2 separate regions of the Homo sapiens genome follow, and region 1 is linked to region 2. The links are chromatin loops, found by intact Hi-C in ENCODE. Cell type or tissue: endothelial cell of umbilical vein. All regions are shown on one strand. Links, peaks and the distances in the headings refer to the core of each region. The heading gives the core; the rest is flanking DNA. Region 1 overlaps LOC107987166 (a long non-coding RNA gene). Region 2 has its middle 52 kb from the start of LINC02702.

Region 1 (11,553 bases), core at 1,290-9,289, 330 kb after region 2:
GTGTCAGCTCTCAAGACTGCCTGGAAGTAGATGAGTGAGATGTGGATGCACAAGGGGTGCAGAGCAAGTTTATCTGAGAAGAGAATAAGTTTTAACTGACATTTAGTGGTCAGCAAACCAAGCATGCATAGCCAGGGAGGCAGGCAGGTGAGAGGACTATTCCAGGTTCAAGTCAGGAGGGTCTTGAGTTGGAAGAAGGAAAGCCTCTGCTGGGTTAACACAGGAGGCACAGGCAGGGGCACAAGCAGAGGGCAGCGTCCCAGGCAAAATGTGCCCTGCTGGACAGAGCTGGCAGTGTCAGAGCAGCAGCTTCAGTCTAATGGAGGTAACTAGGGACCCAAATGGGAGACCAGACAGATTCAAGAAGGCACTGAGGATCCCATGGCACCTGGGAGAGGGCCAGCCTTTATCTGCTTGGAGAGAAATTCAAATATCTCTTAAGTATTCAGCAAAGAAAATCTTGAAATGGCAAGAGACCACCGCCTGGGGCCCTCAAAGGCTGTGCCCAGCAAGTCAATATTTTGCTAAGTGCTCAGTTTGCAACCAGAAACAATCACTCTGCAAACATATTTCTTTTTATAATTCTTGGTATTTTTCTCTTGTTTTCCTTGCAAAGTTTGTTTTCTTCACCCCTCTTCAATCCCATTTTGGGCATATTTGCAGATCTAAGAGGGAGAGCTATGCCTCCGTGGCTGGCTGGGGTAGCAGCCACAGTCTCAGTCAAGAAGAGCTAAAAGCAGGTATCTGGAACATGCAGAGAGGTGAGAGCAGGGCCTGTCGGGCCAAGTGAGGAGGGATTTTGGCCATTTTCCACTGTGGCCGTGCCTTTGTGATAGGTGGCATGTAGCTCTGATGGAAATAGTCAGGTGGCCCAAATAAATGGAGACCCACGAAGGCTTCCCTGATCCGTTCTTTTTAGAACAACCATAGCTGTTTAGCTAGAGCTATTCTAAAAAGCTCTGTGACTCATGCTTGGCCTTATGTTATAGTCATTCTTGCACATGGCTTGCTCTCTGTACTGGGCTGCAAGCTCCCTGAAGGCTTTGCTGCTGTCATACTGCTATTTTCAACATGGTGTGTTGGATCAGGGGTGGGTGGGTCCCAAGTTCAGGCTCCAGTCCCCAGAAAGGCAACACTTAAGAATGATCTCAACCAGAGATTCAAACTGTGTTGCAAGCCAGCCCATCAAAATGGGAATCTTGGAATAGGGTTCACCACAGAGACCCAGGGATTCTACCTGGGGCACTCAGGGTGAGGATGGGAGAGGGACCTGGAGATTGGGCAGAAGGCAGAGGCACCTTGCTAGAGCCAAGAAAGAGGTAAGAGATTACTTTCCATCTCTATCACCCAGGTCACTGCAATAACCTCCAAAGTTGTATCTACTCTTCAGTCCAGTGGTCCCCAACTTTTTGGCACCAGGGACTGGTCTCGTGGAAGACAGTTTTTCTACAGACCATGGCCAGTGGAAGACAGTTTTTCCCACGCACCAGAGTGCATTACATTTATTGTGCACTTTATTTCTCTTATTATTATATTGCAATACATAATGAAATAATTATACAACTCACCATAATGTAGAATCAGTGGGAGCCCTGAGCTTGTTTTCCAGCAACTAGATGGTCCCATCTGGGGGTGATGGGAGACAGTGACAGATCATCAGGCATTAGATTCTCATAAGGAGCTCACAACCCAGATCCCTCACATGTGCAGTTCACAATAGCGTTTGCACTCCTATGAGCATGTAATGCCGCCACTGATCTCACAGGAGGAGGAGCTCAGGTGGTAATGCAAGCAATGGGGAGTGGCTGTAAATACAGATGAAGCTTTGTTTGCTCACCCGCCGCTCACCTCCTGTTGTGTGGCTTGGTTCCTAACAGACCATAGACTGATACTGGTCCCCCAGGGGTTGGGGTCCCCTGCTTTAGCCTGTCCCTGCTTCCAGTTATCAGCCAGTTGACCATCACTCTGTATCCCTCTCCATTTCAAAATCCTTCAATGACTTCCCATGGCCTCAGAGAAAAGCCCAGACTCCAAAGCCCTAGTTGACTCAATTTTCCACTCTCTGCTCCCTCCACCCATGCAACATTTGCTGTTCAAGACTGTAGCTTATTTATAACCTTCCCCCAACTTAATGTACTTTACAATTTCCTGCCTGGACACCTTTTCAGAGGCCTCATCCTGTTTTTGCATACGAACACCTACAGCCACTCCCTGAGCCCAATTTAGGAAGACTTTTTTTTTTTTTTTTTTTTTTTTTTTTTTGTGGCTTCCCTGGCCCACATTCCTTTTTGGGCTAACATCTGGTGAGTGTGTACCATGTGCCAAGCACTTTATGTGTGTTATCTCATTTAGCCCTCTCTGTAGCTCGAGTACTTCAGCTCTGCTATTAATTCCAAAGGTGAAGTACCTTGTTCAAAGTTACATAGCTGGCAAGTAGCGGAGTCAGTAGTGAACCCTGGCGCTTTGAAATCCCAAGTATTGTTCTTAATCCTGTCATATACAAAATAATCTGTTGATCCTTTCACTTGCTATGTAAAGAATACATACCCTCCTCTCCCTTCTGTCACCCTCTGGCCACCAAGGACCATGGGTACTATGTGAAAATGTAGAATTTGCGATTTCTAGTTTGGAGGCAGCGTGATACTGTAGAAGAATACTGAACGAGAACACAGGAAGCCTGTCTTCTGGCTCTAGTACTGGGCAAGTCACCTAACCTTTCTGAGGCTGTTTTTTTCTTTGTTAAAAGCAAAGGATAGGCTGGGCACGGTGGCTCACACCTGTAATCTCAGCACTTTGGGAGGCCGAAGCAGGCGGATCACCTGAGGTCAGGAGTTCGAGACCAGCCCGGCTAACATGGTGAAACCTCATTTCTACTAAAAATACAAAAAATTAGCCAGGCGTAGTGGTGTGCACCTGTAATCCCAGCCACTCAGGAGACTGAGGCAGGAGAATTGCTTGAATCCGGGAAGTGGAGGTTGCAGTGAGTGAGCTGAGATCGTGCTGTTGCACTCCAGCTTGGGGAACAAGAGTGAAACTCTCCCCGCCACCCCACCCCCGCAAAAAAAAGCAAAGGATAACTTCTATGACGGGCCCAGTGAGGGTCAAATTAAGTAAAGTTCATGACAGCACTCTGTAAACTGCAAAAGTAAGGTGGAATTATTATTATTATCATTTTTATTATTACTTTTCAAAGGTGAATTATATCTTGAATAGAATACTAGGCAGTTTGCAGACAGGGTGTCCTGAATAGCAAAGGACACAAGAGGAAGGTCTGCAAGCAGATAGTTGGAAAACTCTTGAAAGTCTATTGGAGTTGGTTAGCTTTAGTCAACGCCAGCAATCAGGTCAAGATACCTCCACTAGGATGCCACACAGGCAAGAATGAAATAAACTTCAAGGTGTTTGTGAAGCTTCTAATATTGGACAATTCTGGGGAGACCCATCAATTTCATTAGAAAACTCAGTGGCATCCGTGGTCCCAAGAAAGTTTAGAAAACAGTGGCCTAAGGAAAGGGGTTTGGCCATGGAATGTGGCAATAGCTAATAGCTGGGAAGAGGGTTGCTTTGATTCAGAAACGTAGGCATAGATGGGGAAGTCCTAGGGGTGACTGGGAATGGGGTCCCATGGCCAGCCTATTTGGAGCCCACCTGGCAAGGTCCTGGACAAGCTGTACTCCAGGCTAGTGGGGGGTTTTCTAAAGAGGCAGCCTTATATCTACATATGGGGTCAGAACTGTCTAGAGACAAGAGGGATATCCAGGGAGCAGCAAGTTCCCTGTCATAAATGTTCAGGCACTGGATGAGCCCATCACGGGCTTTGTGGAAAGATTTTAGCATTATGTAGACTGTTGGGCTAAAAGGTGCCTGCATTTCCTTACATCTTTGAACTGGTTGTTTCTCTGATGAATGTGTTGAGCAGTGTTAAGCAGGCAGCATCACTTAGGTGAATACCCATACTGTATCTACCCTGGGCCCCCCAATTCCTCAACCTGCTGTGATTCCAATTTTGTATTTCTTAGATGGCTGTGCATGAGATTGTTCCACAGCTCACACTGAAGAGATCAACATGGAAGAGAACAGGTTTGAGCTCGGTCTTTGAGGCCATGTCTAGGTAGGAGAAAGTTGTCTTTGTGGAGCTGTCAGAGCCGAGAGCAGACTGTGTTCCAGAGAGCAGTAGACAGACCCAGACATAAGGTGTTTTGAGAAAAAGGGCTTTGCTCTCAAATGTGTTTGGAAAATTCTGGGTGAGACAAAGTTAAACAGTTTTTGTTTTTGTTGTTGTTGTTGATTTGCTTGTTTGTTTTACTTCTTTGAACCTGTGACTTTCCAGGATGGGAGCATGATATGCAGTTATCTCCTGGTTTTGTTTTTTTGTGTGCATGGAACCTTTTCTTCCTCCAAGGGGCAATTCTCAGGGCTAATGCTCCAAAGAATATGCCAACGTTGTCCAAGACAACTTGTCAGATGCTTTCTGTCTTTTCCACTCCCAGTCTGTCTCTCCTTTCATTTCCCCAATCCTTCTCTGCAGCCAGGATTCTGTAGGGAGACATCTGGAGCCTCAAGAAGACCCTTCCTCAGCCCAGTAGGATTTCTGCAAGTGGTATAGGTTTAGGCGTGTAATGAATTTAGATTTAATTTGCAAGTGAAAAAGCTTGCTTTCTTTTGTAGCTTACACCAAAGCTCAAACGTCTAAGCTTCCAGGGTTTAAGTCTAATTAACTGTATTTCACAGCTTATTTAAAGAAAAGAATGGAGGCATTAAAATTGTAAAATCTAATTTTTGAGTAAATCTTTCAGTGCAAAATTAATGTCGCAGTATTAGAGCCGCCTTGGCAATATATCTCTTGTCTTCAAATTTCAAAATGAGCTTTTGCAAACATGAAATTATTCATTAGACTGTCTGGTAAAGAGATAAATAAGTGTCTCTTCAAATCCTCGATCTCCTCTTCTCTATTTAGCCAAAGACGGAGTTATTTGGTTTGAGGGGCCAAGAGGGTTGATCAGATTTTTGAATTTCGACAGGTAAGGAGAGAAGCAGAAAAGCAGAAGCTTTTGTCTGTCAAGGGAGTTGGGACACAGACAATCCCTTCTTTGTTTCTTAGTCTACTCCTGAGGGATCAATTGGCTTTGGGGATCAATGAAATATCTCAGCAGTTACACTGGAGCCAGGGGCGGGGTCTGCTTGGGCAGCCAATTGGCTGAAACATCCAGATTCTCTAGTACCTCCAGGTGAGCATTTTTCCGTTCATTCTCATCACTAAGTGATCAGCGTCCTGTCAGGCCCATCACTGAGGCATCTTTAACTTCTGAACTCTTCTGTTTGTCCCCATTGTTATGGTCCCAAGTCAGGTTCTCACCCACCTGCCTTTCCATTCTCATCTGCCACCTCTTTCTCTCCTGGGCCCCATGTCGTGGCCTCACTAGATGTGCCCAGTGTGTCCACAGTTCTGAGCTTTGCACAAGCTCTTACAGAACCCAGACCACTTCCTCAACCACTCCTCCTGCCCACTAAACTATGAGTTCCTCCAGGACAGGGAAGGTATCCAGTTCTTTGTACCCTTATTATCTAGCACAGCACCTGGTATACAGAAGGTGCTCACTAAATGTTTGTTGATGATGATGAAGATACTAATGAAATATATCCAAAATGGATATTCAGGAACTTCAGGTTAGTGCTTTCCAACCTTTCATTTCACTTGGTAGCTGTTTCCTTTTAGCTGCAGTATGAGGCTGGTGGGGACCGGAATGGAGGAGCTGGGTGTGGGGGTGCCTCAACCTGGAAGAGGTCATTCTGAGGGATCACGAGGTATGGAAAGAACACCGCTGGGTGAGAATTTAGCACTGCTCCCTACTCCCCAGCTGAATGTGAGCAAGCTGCTTCACTTTTCTGTTTCCTGACCTGCAAAATAGGAATAGAAATGCCTGGGCCACAGGAGTTCTGCAGAGGCGACATGGAAATCATCCATATGAAGTACCTCATACTCTTGCCTGGTCCAAGCAGGCCTCCAGAAACGGGTAGCCGCTGTTTATGAACATTGTACAATGAAGGGATGAGGTTTAAGCATGCTAACGTTTACATACCAGTACCAGCTTCTTTGTGTGTTTATTAGGTCTTCTGTTCATTTATTGAGTCATTCAATAAATATGCGTTATCCTTTTGTACTGAGTATCAGGAAGGAAGCTAGATGCTGGAGACATGGTACTGAATTAGGCCTCCATTTCCTGCATGTCATTAGAATCAAGCATCATTTCTCATTTCCCTTGGCAGTGACCAGCCCAAGCTGCCAGGGTCTCTTGTCCAATCTATCTCAATAGCCTCCTAATCTGCACCCCTCTGTTTTGCCTCCTCCAATCCATTTCCCACAGAACAGACAGATGAACATTTTAAAATGCAAACTGACCACATGACTGTTCTGCTAACACCCTCGGTGGCTCCTGGTTGCCTGCTGGACATGGTCCACGGGCTGTCACATAGCTCATGAGGCCTGGCAGTGTCCCTGCCGGCCCTTCAGCTCCATTTCTTTGCGCATCCCTACCGCATGCATACAGACGGTCCCACCAGCCTAAACTGCTTCCAGATCCTGGAGTCTGCCTTCCCCCAAGTTATTCCCCCTGCCTGGAATACACTTTGCTCCCTTCTCTCACCACCATTTGCCTGGTGTTCGCCTAACATCTACTCATCCACATTTTGGTTTGATCAATTCCTCCCTGGGGGCCTTTTGTGACTCTGGATCAGGAGGTGCTCTTTTCAGGAGCCACCCCTGCACCCTGCACCTTGCACCTCCCCATCATGGCACTGCCTATGTTTTGTTTATCTTCTCTCCCCACACCCATCCCACACTGTTATATTCAAAAGAAGCAGAAGGCAGACATCCAAAAAGTATTGAGAAATGATTTAAATCTTTTATGAAGCTGCTTGGAAAATGCCAAAGGGGCATTCGTTCCTAACATACAGCAAAAGTTTTAAAAACCTCTTTTCTCCCTCCCCCTGCTTTCTGTCAATACCCCACACAGTATGGCAGCATCACTACATTCTCTTTCCCCCACTAAACTCTCCCAAAGCCATCCCGAACACAGTCTTTTCCTGCTTTGATTTCTCTCACTCCCTTCCTGCTTCTAGATTTTCACTCATAGATAACTCTTTACTTTCATTCTCATTTTTAAATTTAAAAGTGAAAAATTCTGCCAGGTGCGGTTGCTCACGCCTCTAATCCCAGCACTTTGGGAGGCTGGGGCAGGCAGATCACCTGAGGTCGGGAGTTTGAGACCAGGCTGGCCAACATGGAGAAACCCTGTCTTTACTAAAAATACAAAATTAGCCAGGCATGGTGGCACATGCCTGTAATCCCAGCTACTTGGGAGGCTGAGGCAGGAGAATCACTTGAACCTGGGAGGTGGAGGTTGTGGTGAGGTGAGATCACACCATTGCACTCCAGCCTGGGCAACAAGAGCAAAACTCCATCTCAAAAATAAATAAATAAATAAATAAAAGAAAAATAAAAATTCAAATATTCATACGAAAACAGAACATAGTAAGAACATAGTAAGACAAACACTCATGCACCTGCCACAGATTAAAGAGAGGTGAGCATTTTGTTTACTGGCTTAGCTCTCTGCCCTTTCTCAGCAGCAGGTCTGGTGGAGGTGGTTATAAACGGTGGTCATGCAAAGATCACAAACAAGGGAAGTGGTCTACGTGATAATAGGGAATGGTGGAGACTGTGGCAAACTAGAGTGAATATGCCCTGCACAGAGAGGCTCCTTGAAGAGATGCCTCTCAAAAACAGGGGACTCGATTGTCCTGTTCACCTTGGTATTCCAGCACTTGGGATGGGACCAGCCCCATGCTTAAACGAAAGTACGAATGAATGAAGCAATAGGGGCCTGGTGTGACCAGATTTCCTAGTTTACCATGAGAGGCCAGGAATCTGAATCTGAATGAGAAATCTGAGCTTTAACTGTTGGACATTATCTCAAACATCTTTTAAAAACTCACTATGGGGCAGGTGCCCGTGTTGGCAGGTATGATTTCTGACCCAAGCTTGCTGGGCTTCTTGAATTCCCTCTTTAGCCTCCACCTGATTTCAACACTTCAGAAAGGGCAGGCCCAGAGGTTGCCCAAAAGTCCATGGCTCCTTCCTCTTCCAAGGCAGGGGAGGTGGGGAGGAAGGCCGGGAATGCTCATAAGCAGATATGCTTTGTCACTGCCACGCTATAAGTGTCAGGGGCGCCGGGGGCAGTCTCCTGTTTACTCGGAACCCCCAGGCCCAGAGGGACCTAGAACGTTTTAGGTGTTGAGCACACGTGTGCACAGGGAGGGTGGGGTGAGCCGCCGTGGGCTCTCCAGCAAGTTCCCTTGGCAGGGGCCCTGATTGCTACCTGAAGAGCACCCTCCACCCACGCCCTACCCGTGGGCATGGGTCCGGTGCTGCCAGGGACAACAGCTAGCTGAGTACAGAGCCACCCAGGGCAGGGTGGGGCGGAGCACTGAGTCTTGTGGGTTCTAGTCCCAGCTTTGCTAACCACTGGCCGTGTGACTCTAAAGAGGATACATCCCCTCTCTGGCCTTGCTTGCCTGTGGGGTTTGTGCCTTCCAGCTCAAACGCCTTTGATTCCAGGCGGGGCGACAGCATAGGGAACGCAGCAGGCGGGGCGCGGTCCTGCAGCGCCGCGTGTCTCGGCAGCGCCGCCTACAGGCAGGCAGAAAACCCATCTCTGGGGCGGGTGGCTCCCCAGGCAGGGTGCACGCTGTTTGTTTTTTTCCGAGAAGTCTTGGTCCGATGGGAACTTCTTTGAAGTAATCACTTCTCAGAGCCAATTAGTGTCTGACTGCACTCTGAAATGAGCCAGAGGGGAGGCGGAGTGGGCTGATTGTCTTGCTGCGGCAAAGGCGGTGGGCGGGGAGTGCGTCTGCAGTCCTGGGAAGGGGTGTACACTGGGCCGTGTAAATAGGTGGCCTCTTCGCCTCGCTCAGTCCTTGACGCTTCTTCAGCAGAGTGTGAGCCTAGGAGCGGCTTTCAGGAGCGTGGGCCTAGAAGGCCGCCAGGCGGAGGAGAGCAGGAGAAGGCCTTGGAAGGCAGGGCCACTTTGGGGAGTGCGACCCTGCCCCATCCCAGCTCCGCTCCTTGTGAGCTGTGACCTTGGCAAGTTGCTTCGCCTTTCTCAGCTCCATTTCCTTTATGCTAAAATGGGAATATCTAACTGTCCACTTGGCAGGCTTGTCGTGAGGATGACATGGGTGCCAAGGCCCTTTGCGAAGGCAACAGGAGGGCAAGTTACTGCATCTTTTCAAGCTTCAGGGTTCTCTCCTCTGTAGAAAGGGCTGCTGAGCACGAGAGTGCGTATGAAGACTTGACGTGCGGCATGGACTGAAGGACGATTAGTCCGTCTTGGCATTACTGTTAACTATGCACACGGCGCACAGGTACATAGACTGTGGCCCCGAGGGCAGGTTTCAAGTCTCTATAATGTGGGAAAACATCTCAGGGTACTACAGTGAAGTTTTCAGAGGGAAGACTGAGTCGTGGGTAGGGGTGCACTGATGGCTGAGAGGGAGCAGGGCCCTTGCAGAGTGGGGTCCAGATGGGCTGGGCTTGGGGCAGGATAGGGAGGACAGGGTCAGGAAGAAGCCGGGGGACCCATGGCAGAACCACCTGCTTAAAGAGTGGTGGAGTCAACATAGGGCTCAGAGGAACCTCAGAGAGGACCTTTTATGAAGATGCAAAGTGGGGTAGAGACTTGGCATGGGACAGCTTAGCAGCAGATCCAGGCTTGGCCTTGTACTCCGGACTTGTGGTCCAGGACTCTGTTCTCAGTCCCCACAAAGGGCACCTTCACTCCTTGGCCCCACTGAGGCTTCCCAGTCATCTTCTCACAGTCACTTGTACCTTGTGGTTCTCCCTTTACGTGGAGCTGCCTCGCCTCCTCTGCACACTCCCAAGGGTGGGCTCCAGCTTGGTGAGCTCCCACCTGTGCCTGCTTCTCGGCCCCGGCAGGAATCCTCCAGGGAGCTGATGTGGCTGTGCCTTTTCTGGGGCCAGGCAAACAGGAGCCTTCAGGCCCACTGTAGCCTGGTCTGGGATTCCAGAAACATTTAGAGGCCTTTGAAACCATCAACCTTGTAAGCTCGGATTCCCGAGAAGCGGGATAAACAAACCTGAGCCCAAGAGGAAACTCATTCTTCTTTCTTTCCTCTGCCTTTCAAACTCATCAAAGTCAAATTCTCAAAGCTCTACTGTCTCACAAGTGCCTTCAAATGGGTCTCATTGTTTTATTTATTGTGCTTATCACAAGTGCAGGCAGCCTGGAGATTTCCGGGCCAGTGGAGACCTCTTTCAAGGAGTGTTGACATTTCTGGGGATCTGAATGGTCTTCAGTGTCTTTCTTTCCCTGGGCAGACCTGATTGAGAGAGGCGGTCGCTAATAGGGGTTCCCAGGTGGGTCGTTCCTGTAGGGCTTTCAGAGCCTGGCAGGCCTGGAACACTTCATCTGTATTCCTCTGCCCCAGAGCAGCCAGATCTGCAACCAGCCCAGATTGACATCCTGGTTCTACCCTCAGACCATCCTGGTGGGACCCTGTCCTGCAATGTAAGGCTCAGCAGCTGTACTGATGAGAGTTACTGTGACCTTTTACATGAAACAACATTAAATAAATATGAACCAAGTAACTACTGTGTGTGTATTGGGGGTGGGAAAGGGAGTGAGGAGGCCTGCCCCATGGTTTTCTATGGCCCGCAGTCCACTATGGGAGGAGGAAGAATTTACCCATTGCTCTGCGACCTGGCAGGCTGGGAGAGGTGCAGTACTGAGGCAGAGAGAAAGTGCTGGCGGAAGAGAGATGGATGCTGATGTGGATGGGAGAGGGAGACCTCATGAAGGAGATAAAGTCTGAAGGTCAGCAGAAAGGCAAGCGAAGGATGTGTAAGGTGGAGGGGACTGAAAAGCAAAGGCAGAGAGGCGAGGAGTGCAGGTGAGTTTGGGAGATGAATGGTGAGCATCCTGCTATTGTGGAAGAAATAGAGGGACAAGGAGGGGTAGGGGGAGATCAGGTTGGGCCAGGTTGTGGAAGGCTCACTTGCTCTGTAGGCAACTGGGATCCCCTTATCAGTTTTGGTGGAGCATCTCTGAGATGGCTGGGTCCCTGCTGGGTGCACAGCATGATGCTGCGAAGGGATAGAATTAGATACGGGAATCTGGGCTTGGCCCTTTGGCCATGGCTTTGCTGGACATATGACCCCTGTCGTCCTTCTGGATGTTTAGTAGAAGGGCGCACTGTGGTGAGATTGATCCTCAGAGCGCACACCTGTGCCCTCTAGAATGGGCTCAAAATGGGCCCACACGTGCCCTCCCAGGCACAGTGGTGGAGCAGCAGATGGAGCCGAGGCCAGCAGCGTGATCTTGGCTAACCCCCACCTCTCTGAGTCTGGCTATCATCTTTGCAATGTGGTCGATATTACCTTTCTTGCAAACATGAGATAATGTATATAAAAGTGCTTTGAAAGCTATAAAGCATTATACAGATGCAAAGTATTATCTTTTTTTCCCTTTCCTTTTA
Region 2 (11,553 bases), core at 1,751-9,750:
AGGTACTCAGCACATAGCAGGATTCAGCTGCTTTGTTTCCTTTTAGGAAAAAGGCAGGATATGCAACCTTACTTTAAATGTAGCTACTGAAAGACCACCTCCTCCATGAAGTCTCCTGGCCCTCATCTGCCTCCATCCTCTCTAGCCCTGTGCTCTTTCTTAGGCCCCAGGGCTTTGGCCCACATCTTCCTGGAAGGTCAAGTCCTGGAGGGGTTTACTCCAGTCCTGAAGCAGGTGCTTGGGAAATGTGTGCCGATTGGTGGGTGGGGGCAGAGGTTGTGTGGGGGCGTGGAGGGTGAGGGCGGATCTTGGGCAGTGGGCAGTCAGGATGGAATCCAGGCTGGCTGCAGGGCGGGGATGGTGCGGGGCCTGCTGCTGCCTTCCTGACTCGTCCTCCCCCAGCCCATCTCATCTGGGTCTCCCACCCCTTCTCTCTGACCTTGTTTCTCGTTGGCTCAGCCCTGTCCTGTTAATGAGCTGAGCCAGCTTGGCGACCGCCTCTCTGATGTGCTGACTCAGTCCTGTGGCTCCCGCTTCCTCTGCCCTTGTTTGAAAATGCCAAGTTAATTGCTCTCCAGCTTTAGGCTACACTGGCAGGGGGCACACCCCCTTTTTCCTCTCCCCTTCCTCATACCCTGGGAGGGGCTAGGCCAGCGCCCTGCAGCCTCCTCCAGCCCTGGGGCCTGCCCTCCATGGACAGGGCAGCCAACCAAGAGTGTTGGGAAGAGGGACAGAGGAGGCAGAGAGGGGAATGGGCTATCAGTGTCCATTAGGGAGCAGTGGAGAGGGCGGGGAGGTGGGGGATAAGTTGGCACTCTTGGAGCCTGCTCTCCATATTTCCTGGCCCTCAGGATCCGGGAGATGGCTCTGTGTGGGAGGGAGGGAGACTGTGGGCACTGACAGGTGGTCTCTCAGATCTGTGCCCAGAGCTGAAGGTCTGGAGAGGGTAAGGTAGCTAAGAGGGAGACCCTGGGCCTCAAACAAGAAGGAAGGAGGGAAGGGAGGAAGGGAAATAAAGAAGGAGGGAGATAAGGAGGGAGGGGAGGAAGAGGATGGAAGGGAGGAAGGGAGGAAGGGAAGCAGGGAAAGAAGGAGGGAAGGAGAGAGAGAAAGAAGGGAGGAAGGGAAGGAGAGAGAAAGAAGGAAGGGAGGAAGGGAAGAAAGGAGAGAAGGAGGAAGGGAGGAAGGGAAGAATGGAGAGAAGGAGGAAGAGAAGGAGGGAAGGAGGGAGAGAAAGAAGGAAGGGAAGAAGGCAAGGAAAGAAGGAGAGAAGGAGGGAAGGGAGGAGGGGAAGGAGGGAAGGAGGAAGAGAAGGGGGAAAGAATGAAGGTAGAAGGGAAAGAAGGAGAGAGGGAAAGCAGAAAGAAAAGAAAGAGGGAAAGAAGGAAAGAAGGAGAGAAAGAGGTAGAGAAAGAGGGAGGGAAGGAAGCAAAGAAGAAAGGAATGGAAAAGACAAGGATGGAAGGAGAGAAGGAAGGAGGGGAAGAGGGAGTGAAGGAAGGAGAGAAAGAAGGAGGAAAGGAAGGGAGGAGGGGAAGAGGGCAGGAAGGAGGAAAGGAAGGGAGGAAGCCAATGCTGACTGTTGCACAGAGAAGCTCTCATTTAATTCCTGCAGGATGGGCTACCGATATGCCATCCAGGGGTGAGAGTCAAAATCTTTAACAGCACTGTGGCGCCAGCGCTGGCTCATCAGGATGGACACCAGGCATGGAGCTGGGCAGGGTCCTAGAAGCCCCCTGAGCTGTGACAGGGGTTCACCTTTAGGTGCTGGGCCGTGGGGAGGTAGGGGCGAGAAGTGCTGGGTGGGATAGGTGTTTAGCAATCGGCGTGGAAGTATTTCAGCATTCTAACAATATCAGCTCCACAGCGGCAGGGCTCCTCATCTGTTGTCTTCATAGGCATGTCCCCAGTGCCAAGAATGAGCCTGGTGCATACTAGGGGCTCCATCCTTTGTTGAATGAATGGGTACAGGAGGATGCTGAATGCCAACTTGGAGCCAACCCAGGTGAGGGAGTCACTGTCAGTGGTGTGTGGTGGAACACAGAGCTGGGTGATGGTTCTGTGAGTCAGATGCCACACCGAGGCCCTGGGGGTGAGGGTGCAGCTGGGAAGATGCCCATCCCGGCCTGCAGGACGGGAAGCATGAGGGCAGGGTCTGGAGGTGGCTCCTGAGGAGGCTTATTGGGGACCCTTCCTTCAAGACCATGATTTTGGGGTTCCCCTTCTGGGGACTGGTCCCTGGCTGTACCCAGGCTAGCTGGGGGCTTGGGATGCAGGGGCTGAGGGACAGGCCGAACTCCTGCCGGGAGGGTGCACACGAACTCAAGGTTTCTTATTGCAAGGCAGAGAAGGGGTTAGAAAGGAAGCCCTCATCCCATGGGTGATCACTAAGGCAGAGACAGATGAGGAGTCTTCTCTGGTGAGGGGGTGAGGGGGTGAGGGGGTGGGTGTGAGGGGGTGGGCCCCGCCCCTCTGCACATCTGTGGCAGGTGGAGCCTCCTGCAGGCACTCTGTGTTTCCAGGAGGGTTTTCTGCCTTCAGCATCTTTGAAATGACCCGGGCAAGGCGAATGGGCCCTCCTGCCTTCTTTCTTTCTCTCTCCCATTCTGCCTAGGAGGATTGGGGTATGGGAGTGTGGGGGGAGGGAGATGGTGGGGGAGCATAGGGGGGCATAGATGAGGAGAAGATAGCCCAGGTAGGAGTTGCCCTCTTGGCTCTGCCCTCTTGGAGCTGCCCTCTTGGTGGGGCATAGATGAGGAGAAGATGGCCCAGGTAGGAGCTGCCCTCTTGGATCTGCCCTCTTGGAGCTGCACTCTTGGCAGGGCATAGATGAGAAGAAGATGGCTGAGGTAGGAGCTGCCTTCTTGGCTCTGTTCTGCCTGAAGAGCAGCTTCTGCTGACCTCTCCAGAAGGGGTGGTGTTTTCTGATCACCTTTCGGCTTCTCAAACCGGGTGGGCTTTGCACAGACGGTGCAGCAGGAAGGAAGGAAGAGTGGATGAGAGAAGGAGCACACAAGAGAACAGTGAAATTCCTAAACAGGTGAGAAGCCTCCTGTGAATTCCAGACCCAAAAGTTCCCTGGAGGAGCACTGAGAGGCGGGGAGCCCTGCTGGGCAGGGCCCATTTCAGTGCCTTCCAGGGCCCTGGTGTTCCCGCCTGTGGGTCCCTTGGAGGCCGGAGGGCCACAGCAACTGCCTGAGTGGCTGCCCCGTTGTGTGCACCTCCTCTCTCCTCCCTCCCTCCCTGGGTCTCCAGCCAGCCCGCTGGCTTGATGAATTAGCCCCATAGATATTCCGTTGGGAAAACAAACACACATCATATATATCTTTGACAAGTTATTATTCTCCCTTATCAGGATTCGGGTGCATTCCTCGCCTGCCATTACTCACGCTGCACACCCGCCCTACCTGGGACTGGGCACTGAGCTCACCAAGGTAGCACCTGGCCAGGCTGGCTGCGTGCCCTGCCCTGCATCTGGGTTGGGCCGTGAGTGTGTGTGTGTGTGCATGTGTGTGCATGCGTGTGTGCATGTGGTTCCAGGCTGGAGCCAGAACAGGAACCACCCTGGCCCTGCTTTGGCCCACTAGACTGACCAAATACTTCTCCAGGCAGGGACTGGTGTGGCTCAAGATGAAACTGATGGTGTTCTGGGCCTTTCGCTCTCTCACTGGAGCCAGGAGTGGAAGTTTTGTTCCAGGGATTGCTCTGGTTTGGGCCTCACCCATATCCACTTACTGGGCTCCCCCTTGCTGCTGGGCCCTCCCCCAGCCTCCTGGCAGGACAGATCCCCCTGCCACCACCCACCAATGCCTGTGCTTCTTGGAGCCCACAGTGGCTCCTCCAGGGCTGCCCCCTTGGCCTATGTGGTAGGAGGGTCAGGGGCTGATGAATGAGATGTAGGTGAGTATCAGTGCTCTCAGCCAGGCTGTTGGGCTGTGATTTGTCATCTCTCACCCAGCACATTCCCACTTCCCCAGAGGCAGGCTCCATATTAACAAGTCCTCTACTTAGGAATATAAATGGGGCAGTTGGAATTGCTCCTGAGAGCCGGAAGATGCGAATGCATTCAGGCCTTGGAGATGGGAGCCAGGAGGGGAGCAGGGGGAGGGCTTCATGCCGAGGTGCCCTCAGACCAGCTGGGAGGGCAGCACCCCATCAGCCTGATTCTGAGGTGGGGACCTCAGAGGAAGGGAGGTCCCTGCTGCCTGGTCTGGGGCTGGGCCGGGGGTGGCTGCTCCTCAGGGCTGATGGGCCTGTCCCCCTGCTCTTTCAGGCGGGACCTTCCACCAGAGAGACTTCAGCTGCTGTGCCCTGAGAGGCTGCTCCCGCAGCAGGAGTTTTCGTGCCGTCACAGCGACTGCTGATGGGTCATTTCTACCAGCCCTGTTAGCTCTCCCCTGTCTCCAGCTCAGGCTGTGCATTCCTGGGAACCTTCCCTTCCCTCCCTTGGGCCACCTGCCTGGACCCTCACGGTGCCTTGGATCAAACAGCAGTGCTGGGAGAAGAGAGGCAGCCTTGCTGGGCCGGCGTTGCTCTGGCCTCCAAGGCTGAGTCCTCAGGTGGACTTGCTGCAGCCAGTTGAGCAGGTTCTGGTGTCCTGGCCTGGGCGACACTCTGAGGGGGTGGGCACCAGAGATATTTATGGTGCAATCCCTGCCTTCAGAGGCTCCGGTTCACTGGGGGGACGGCTGGGGAGGGGAGAACCGATGGTCTTGAAAGGTGTGCTGGGCGCTGAGAGGTGACCTTGGTACTCCTGGCAGGAGATCAGGGAAGGGAGAGACTGTGGACTGAGCACCATGGTGTGGAGGGAGGGCTCAGTGAAGGCTTCCTGGAGAGGCAGAGTGCTGGGGCGTGCAGGATGGAGAGGAGTGGGGGAGAGCCTTGGAGGGAGGCCACAGGCCAAGTGTGGGGAAGTGTTCTGGACATTCATTCAGAGTTCTGGTTATTGTCCCAGGGCCAGAATCCTGCTTCTTGGGGTCAGCTTCCTCCTGACTTCTAATGCTCCCTTCAGCTGGGGGGATGGATGGGAGGCAGATGAGGTGAAAAGGATGAGATGGAGTCAGGTATGGTTTGGTCTTTTGGGGCCGCAGCTTTCAGTCCCCTCAATTCCAGTACCTGGATAAAGTCTCCAAGCCTAGGGGCCTGCTGCCATCTCAGTGGGTGTGTGTGCCCATTGGGCGTAGGTTCCCACTTCACCTGGGGCTCAGGCCCCGGGCACCTGGCTGGCCTGGGTGGGTGTGGAGGTGTCTGGTGCAGTTAGCTTCATGGCCACTAGAGGGGAGTCCAGGCCCGTGTTTCTCTCCTTCCAGCGACGGTGGGCCTAGGCAGGGAAGAGATCGGGGTGCGGGGTGCTGGTGCTGGTGTCCACGTTGGCGTTCTTTGTGCTGGGAATGAGGGTGCCTGTTCTGCTTCCTATTAATGCCTGAGCTCTTCAGTTCCAAGTTAGGGATGAAAAATCTCTGGAAATCTGGGAGCCCTGGAAAAAAGGCATTATTTAAACATTTAATATCTACAATACTTTTCTTCTTCTTTTAGATACAGGGTCTTGCTCTGTCATTCAGGCTGGAGTGCAGCAGCGCGATTATAGCACACTACAACCTGGAACTCCTGGGTTCAAGCCATCCTCCTGCCTCAGCCTCCCAAGTAGCTGGGACTACAGGCACGTGCAACCACACCCAGCTAATTTTGTTTACGTTTTTGCTGTTTTTTTTTTCCCTTGTAGAGATGGGGTTTTGCTATGTTACCCAGGCTGGTCTTGAACTCCTGGGCTCAAGCAATCCTCCCACCTTAGCCTCCCCATAGCACTGGGATTACAGGTGTGAGCCACTGTGCCTGGTGACAATTCTTATTTTAGTCCCTTTTACAAAAATAGGTTATGAATGTAGAGGACCCTGTGGTGGGTGGTCAAAGGCACAGCCTTTGGTGTAACGTAGACTGCCTGGGTGGGATTCCAGCTTCACTGCCTAGTGGCTGGGTAACCTTGGGCAGGTCAAATAACATCTCTAAGGCTTGGTTGCTCCCACTGTAAAATGTGGGTTATGATGCCTAGGCATAACCACATAGGCATAGGCATAAAACACAAGGGTCATTTAGCACATGCCTGCCATATAGTAAGGATTCCAGTGTAGCTTTTTAGTTTTCCTGATAAGCAATCACATTTGATTAAGATGTGATATGGTTTGGCTGAGTCCCCACCTAAATCTCATCTTGAATTGTAGTTCCCATAATCCCCACGTGTCGTGGGAGGGACCAGGTGGAGATAATTGAATCATGGGGCCTGTTTCCCTCCTCCTGTTCTCGTGGTAGTGAATTAGTTCTCACGAGATCGGATGGTTTTATAAGGGGCTTTCCCCGCTTCTCTGGGCCCTCATTCTTCTCCTTCCTGCCACCGTGTGAGGGGAGATGTGTTTGCTTTCCCTTCTGCCATGACTGTAAGTTTCCTCCCAGCCCTGTGGAACTGTGAGTCGATTCAACCTCTTTTCTTTATAAATTACGCAGTCTTGGGCAGTTCCTTTTTTCTTTTTTTGAGATGGGGCCTGGTTCTGTTGTCCAGGCTGGAGTGCAGTGGTAAAATCTCAGCTCACTGCAACCTCTGCTTCCCGTGTTCAAGCGATTCTTATGCCTCAGCCTCCCAAGTAGCTGGGATTACAGGCATGCACCATCACGCCTAATTTTTAGTAGAGATGGGGTTTCACATGTGGCCAGGCCGGTCTGGAACTCCTGACCTCAAGTGATCCGCCAGCCTCAGCCTCCCAAAGTGCTGGGATTACAGGCGTGAGCCACCATGCTTGGGCAGTTCTTTATAGCAGCATGAGAACAAGCTAATACAAGATGAAAGAGTAAAGGCCCAAATTTAAAGAAAAACACTATTTTCTCTTCCATTAGCATTTTAAAGATACTTCCCCCACCCACCAGCCCCGGCCATGAAGAAATTAGAAAAACTTGCTTCAACCCTGATATTTTCTAGGCCTTAATACAAAAATGAATGACTGCCAATTTGCACCTTCATTTATGTCTCATATTTCCTGAGGTGTGATTGCCTGCTGGGCACCCCAGGCCCCTCTGCAACTGAGTGGGGACACTCAGGCTGCTAGGATGCTGGCACCAGGGAGTCCTCTAGCTCCGGCTGTCCTCCCCAGCTACACATTAGTATCATCTGGGCGCTGTAGAAAAGACCAGTGCCTGAGCCCCACCCCCAGAGGTGCTTATTCACTTGGTCTGGGGTGGGGCCCAGGTGCTGGACTGATTCGAAGCTCTCTGGGTGATTCACGGAGCATCCAGGGTTCAGGACCTTTGCCTGGAAGTTTTCCTCTGGTGGAGGGAGATGTCCCAGTGTCTTCTCACTGTGGGCTCACAGAATTCTGTACACATTCAGGAGGAGACATTTGGCTTGGTGTAGGCAAGCCCATTGGGTCATTCATAAGGGGGCCTTGGTTCTGGTCCTGGCTTAGTTGTTGACTCTGGAGAGCCTCTTGGTAAGCACCCTGCCCCCTGGGCCTCAGTGTCCTCATCTGTCAAAGGGGATGAATGGCACCTGTTGCGCCTAAGGGTCATGTGGCCTGGGGATCAGATGCAGCAATGTGTATGCTTCCGAAGGTTGTGAAGCTGAGATACCCACAGGCGGTTTCTCTCACCTGCCCTTTCAGAGAGTGGGGATGAGTTCGTTTGCAAGGCTGCTATAACAGACCCCTCCGCACGGGGTGGCTTAAACAACAGAAATGCACGGCCTCATCGTTCTGGAGGCTAGAATCCAAGATTTCGGAATCAAGGCAGAGTTAGTGTCTTCTCTGGGTAGTGAGGGGAGGATCGGGTCCAGGCGCCTCTGCTTGGCTGTGGATGGCTGTCTTCTTCCCCAGGCCTCTCTGCTTGGCTGTGGATGGCTGTCTTCTTCCCCAGGCCCCTCTGCTTGGCTGTGGATGGCTGTCTTCTTCCCCAGGCCTCTCTGCTTGGCTGTGGATGGCTGTCTTCTTCCCCAGGCCTCTCTGCTTGGCTGTGGATGGCTGTCTTCTTCCCCAGGCCCCTCTGCTTGGCTGTGGATGCTCTTCCCTTGGGGCATATCTCTGTGTCCACATTTCCCCTTTCTATAAGGACGCCAGTCATGTTGGATTAGGGCTCACCCTAACAACCTTTTTAACTCATGACCTGAGTTTTAATAACCGGATTTTTGTTTTGTTTTGTTCTTAAGACAGCATCTTGCTGTCACTCTGGCTGGAATGCAGTGGTGCAGTCACGACTCACTACAGCCCCCACTTCCCACCTCGGCCTCCCAAGTAGCTGGGACTACAGACTACAGGCATGTGCCACCATACTTGGCTAATTTTTTTTTTTTTTTTGTAAAGATGGGGTTTTGCCTTCTTGCTCAGACTGATCTTGAACTCCTGGGCTTAAGTAATCCACTTACCTTGGCCTCCCAAAGTGCTGGGATTACACGCATGAGCCACTGCGCCCAGCCTTAATGACCTGATTTTGATTTGGTTACCTCTGTAATCAAGGATCTGTCTCCAGTAAGATCTGAGACCACATTCCTGAGGTGCTGGGGGTTGGGACTTCTGTGCAGCAATTTTAGAGGACACAATTCAACCCATTGCAGGGAGCAGGAGAGTGCCTGAGTGCTTAGTTCAGAAAAGAGCAATGCAAACAACCCGCAAAAGACACTGCTGGGGGTCAGCGTAGAAGGGTGGGCAGGGACTTGGCCCAGCTTCCCTCTCTCTCAGAGAAACCCTCCCTCACCACTCTATCTCCTCACTTGGGCCTCCCGGACTGATTTGCCTTCTAAGTATTGGGAGGGTGAAGGGTCAAAGTGTCACGTGACCCTGCTGCAGGGGCACTAGGCACCTCCTAGTCTAACTGGGTGGCACTGCCTGGGTATCACTCCTGCACCACGTGGCGGTCTGTGGAGGGGCAGTCCTGAGGAGAGAGAGTGGGGTCTGCATGGTGGTGCCCTCAGTTACAAAGCAGGTGGCCTGCTGGAGTCTGGGCAAGCTCCCGTCCTCCACCCTATGGTGGGTGGAGAAGAGGAGGGGCAGGAGCACCGGAGACAAAAGACCTCATGGAATACCCAGGCCAGGTGGGTGGAGCCTTGTTCCTGTGATTGACAAGAGCAGGGGCTGCCTCCCTCCTGCCCCTGCCCATGCCCAGGGATCCACCAGGTAGGAGTGTGTGGGTGTATGTGCATGTGAGTGTATGAGAGAGTGTGTGTGTGTTAGTGTATGAGAGTGTGAGTATGAGAGTGTGTGTGTGCACGCTTGTATGTGTGTGTGTGGGGGCAAGGGGTTCAGGCCTGCTGCTGGCCAGGTGTGCATCCATATTTATCAGGGGAGAGTCCCTGGAAGGCAGCCGGATGCTGAGCACTTGAGGCAATCTGCTTGGACCAGCTGCTCTGTTCCTGGCCAGACACTGGGAGGAGGAGATTTGGGATGTCAGCCTAAACAGTGGTACCCTGGTCTGTAATGTTTGCTGATTTCTGAGGTGTAAATACCTCTACCATGGCTGAGTTCAAGCTACCAACATGAAGCTAACAGGAATTTCAGGAATTCCTGAAATTCCACACGGTGGCCCATCCCCCTTGGTGTAGGGAAGAAACTGGCCCAGAGGTGGAAGGGCCCGTGGTCACATAGCAGGATGATGAGGGGCTCAGCTGGATGATGTTGCCAGACTGCACTGGAGTGTCTGTCTGTCTTCCTGGTGTCACCATTGATAATGGGTGCTCTGTGACAGTGGGGCAGGATGATGAGGGGTCACTGTGGGCGCCATCCAGCCTGTGCCAATAATGACCCAAGGACACCACAGAGCACCAGGTAGTTTAGCAAGTGCTTTCTTACCTGCTCTTTCTAAATAAAATTTTCACAGCCACGCAGCAGAGCATCTATTGTTACATTTTGCAGATGAGGAGACTGAGGTTCAGAGCGATGATACGATTTCCCCAGGGTCATATGACCAGTACATGGCTGTGCATTCACCCAAACCTAGGTCTTCTGAGGCCAGTCCTGGTTCTTACCACTGGCCCAGGATGCTGAGGTCACGATGCCTTCCCCTCAGTGTGGCCTCTCCAGGGGCCCGATGACCCTCCATCTATAAGACCTAGAGGTGGAGGTGGGGTGTGCATGCCCTGTGCCTTCCACTCTATCAGGCATGGGAGGGTCTCATAAGCACCTGCTGTTGGGTAATCCGACCCTTGGGAAATGGGCAGGTGGCTCAGCTTTGGCTTCCACTTCTCCCCGAGGACGGGGCCAATCCCGTCCACCTGTTTTCTTCTCAGCCAGAGACCCCCACCCCCCAACCGGCTGTCCCCACCACTCAGCCTTAACCCTTCCACCCCCACAACCTCTCAAGCCTTTTTTCCAACTGCCCCTGGACCACACAGGTCCCTCACAGGCTGGCCTGTGACAGGTGAGGAAGATGTGCATGCATGTGGGGGTGGTGTAGTGTGTGCGTGTGTGTGTGGTTTATTTTATTTTATTTTATTTTTTAACCGTAGCTCCATTCCTGGAACAAGATCTCTTCTGGATCCAGGATGAGATACACATGGAGATCTCAGAAGTGTCTGAGTCTCCCAGGCGTGGCCCAGCGTGTGGAAGGGGACTGCAGCTGGTTTGGGAGATAGGCCAATAGACAGACCAACAGAGGGTAGAAAAGAAAGACAGTGAGGAATAGAGACATCAAGATAGAATATGTTAGAGAAATAGTAAAAAGCAGATAACCAGAGCTCATATGTGCCAGATATTGTGCCGAGTCCTTACTCTATAACCCTCTGAGGTATGCACTACTTTACCTCCATTTTACAGTTGATCCAGAGAAGTTAAGTATCTTGCCCAAGGTCACACAGCTAGTGGGTGGTTAGAGTATAATTCAAACCCATTATGTCTGTTCTTACCCATTACACTACCAGGTCTCACTGCTAAGGAGAGGGAAGCCAGGAGACAAGGAGATGGAGAGGCGGGAGGTTGAGAAGCCGGGTGTCCATTCCAACACTCTTATATGCCTGGGGGGCAGTTTGGGGTGCCATGCTTGAGAGGCAGTGCAACGTACCAAGGAGGAGAAGCACCTGGCAAGGAGTAGGATAGTTCTTGCCAGCTGTGTGACCTTGGGCAAATCACTGTACCTCTCTGGGTCTTGGATTCTTCAGCTGAAAAACAGAATAATAATTCTGCCCTGTCTTTCTCTCAGGCTGGTCCTAATGGTAATAAGAAGTGATGGATGTGATTATACAATTGTTTATCTAATAAAATATACTGAGCATCCACCACTTGTCAGGCACGGGGAATAAGAATGAGAACAGGTCAAACACTGTCCCAGTTCTTTGTGGGGCTTCCAGTCTGGAGGGTGATACAGGTCCCTGCAATAGAGAGGGTTATGTGCAAAGTCCAGGAAGTGACAGGAGTTGAAAGAGGGGCACTTAACCCAGTTTAGGGGGTCAGGAAAGGCTCCCTGGAGGAAGTGACACTGAAGCTGAGACAGGATGATAAGTAGGAGCTGGTTATGGCAAAGGTTTGGTTGGGGAACAAGGAGGGTGTTCCAGGAGAGAGCAGAGAGGATGGTAAAGGAATTGGATTC

The links. Peaks named below come from ENCODE experiments on the same cell type or tissue, not always from the same donor. Only the 100,000 strongest peaks of a DNase experiment are listed, where the experiment ranks them.
Region 1: it touches region 2 in a loop (3-fold over the local background); 3 of 110 quality-filtered maps call a loop at or near these places.

Annotation. Positions count from the first base shown.
Region 1 is chr11:116,355,372-116,366,924 of GRCh38, reverse strand. All of the region lies in intron 1 of LOC107987166 (a long non-coding RNA gene), which reads left to right. Among named protein-coding and RNA genes, the nearest start is that of LINC02151, 140 kb to the left of the region's middle. RefSeq lists enhancers at 6,474-6,974, 7,848-8,711, 8,712-9,575. In endothelial cell of umbilical vein, for the core only: a CTCF peak has its summit at 8,679 (motif pointing left); a DNase peak (open chromatin) is centred at 6,164; H3K27ac peaks cover 2,718 bases.
Region 2 is chr11:116,685,598-116,697,150 of GRCh38, reverse strand. No RefSeq gene overlaps it. Among named protein-coding and RNA genes, the nearest start is that of LINC02702, 52 kb to the right of the region's middle. RefSeq lists enhancers at 8,402-8,963, 8,964-9,526. In endothelial cell of umbilical vein, for the core only: a CTCF peak has its summit at 5,263 (motif pointing right); no DNase peak of the experiment used is centred there.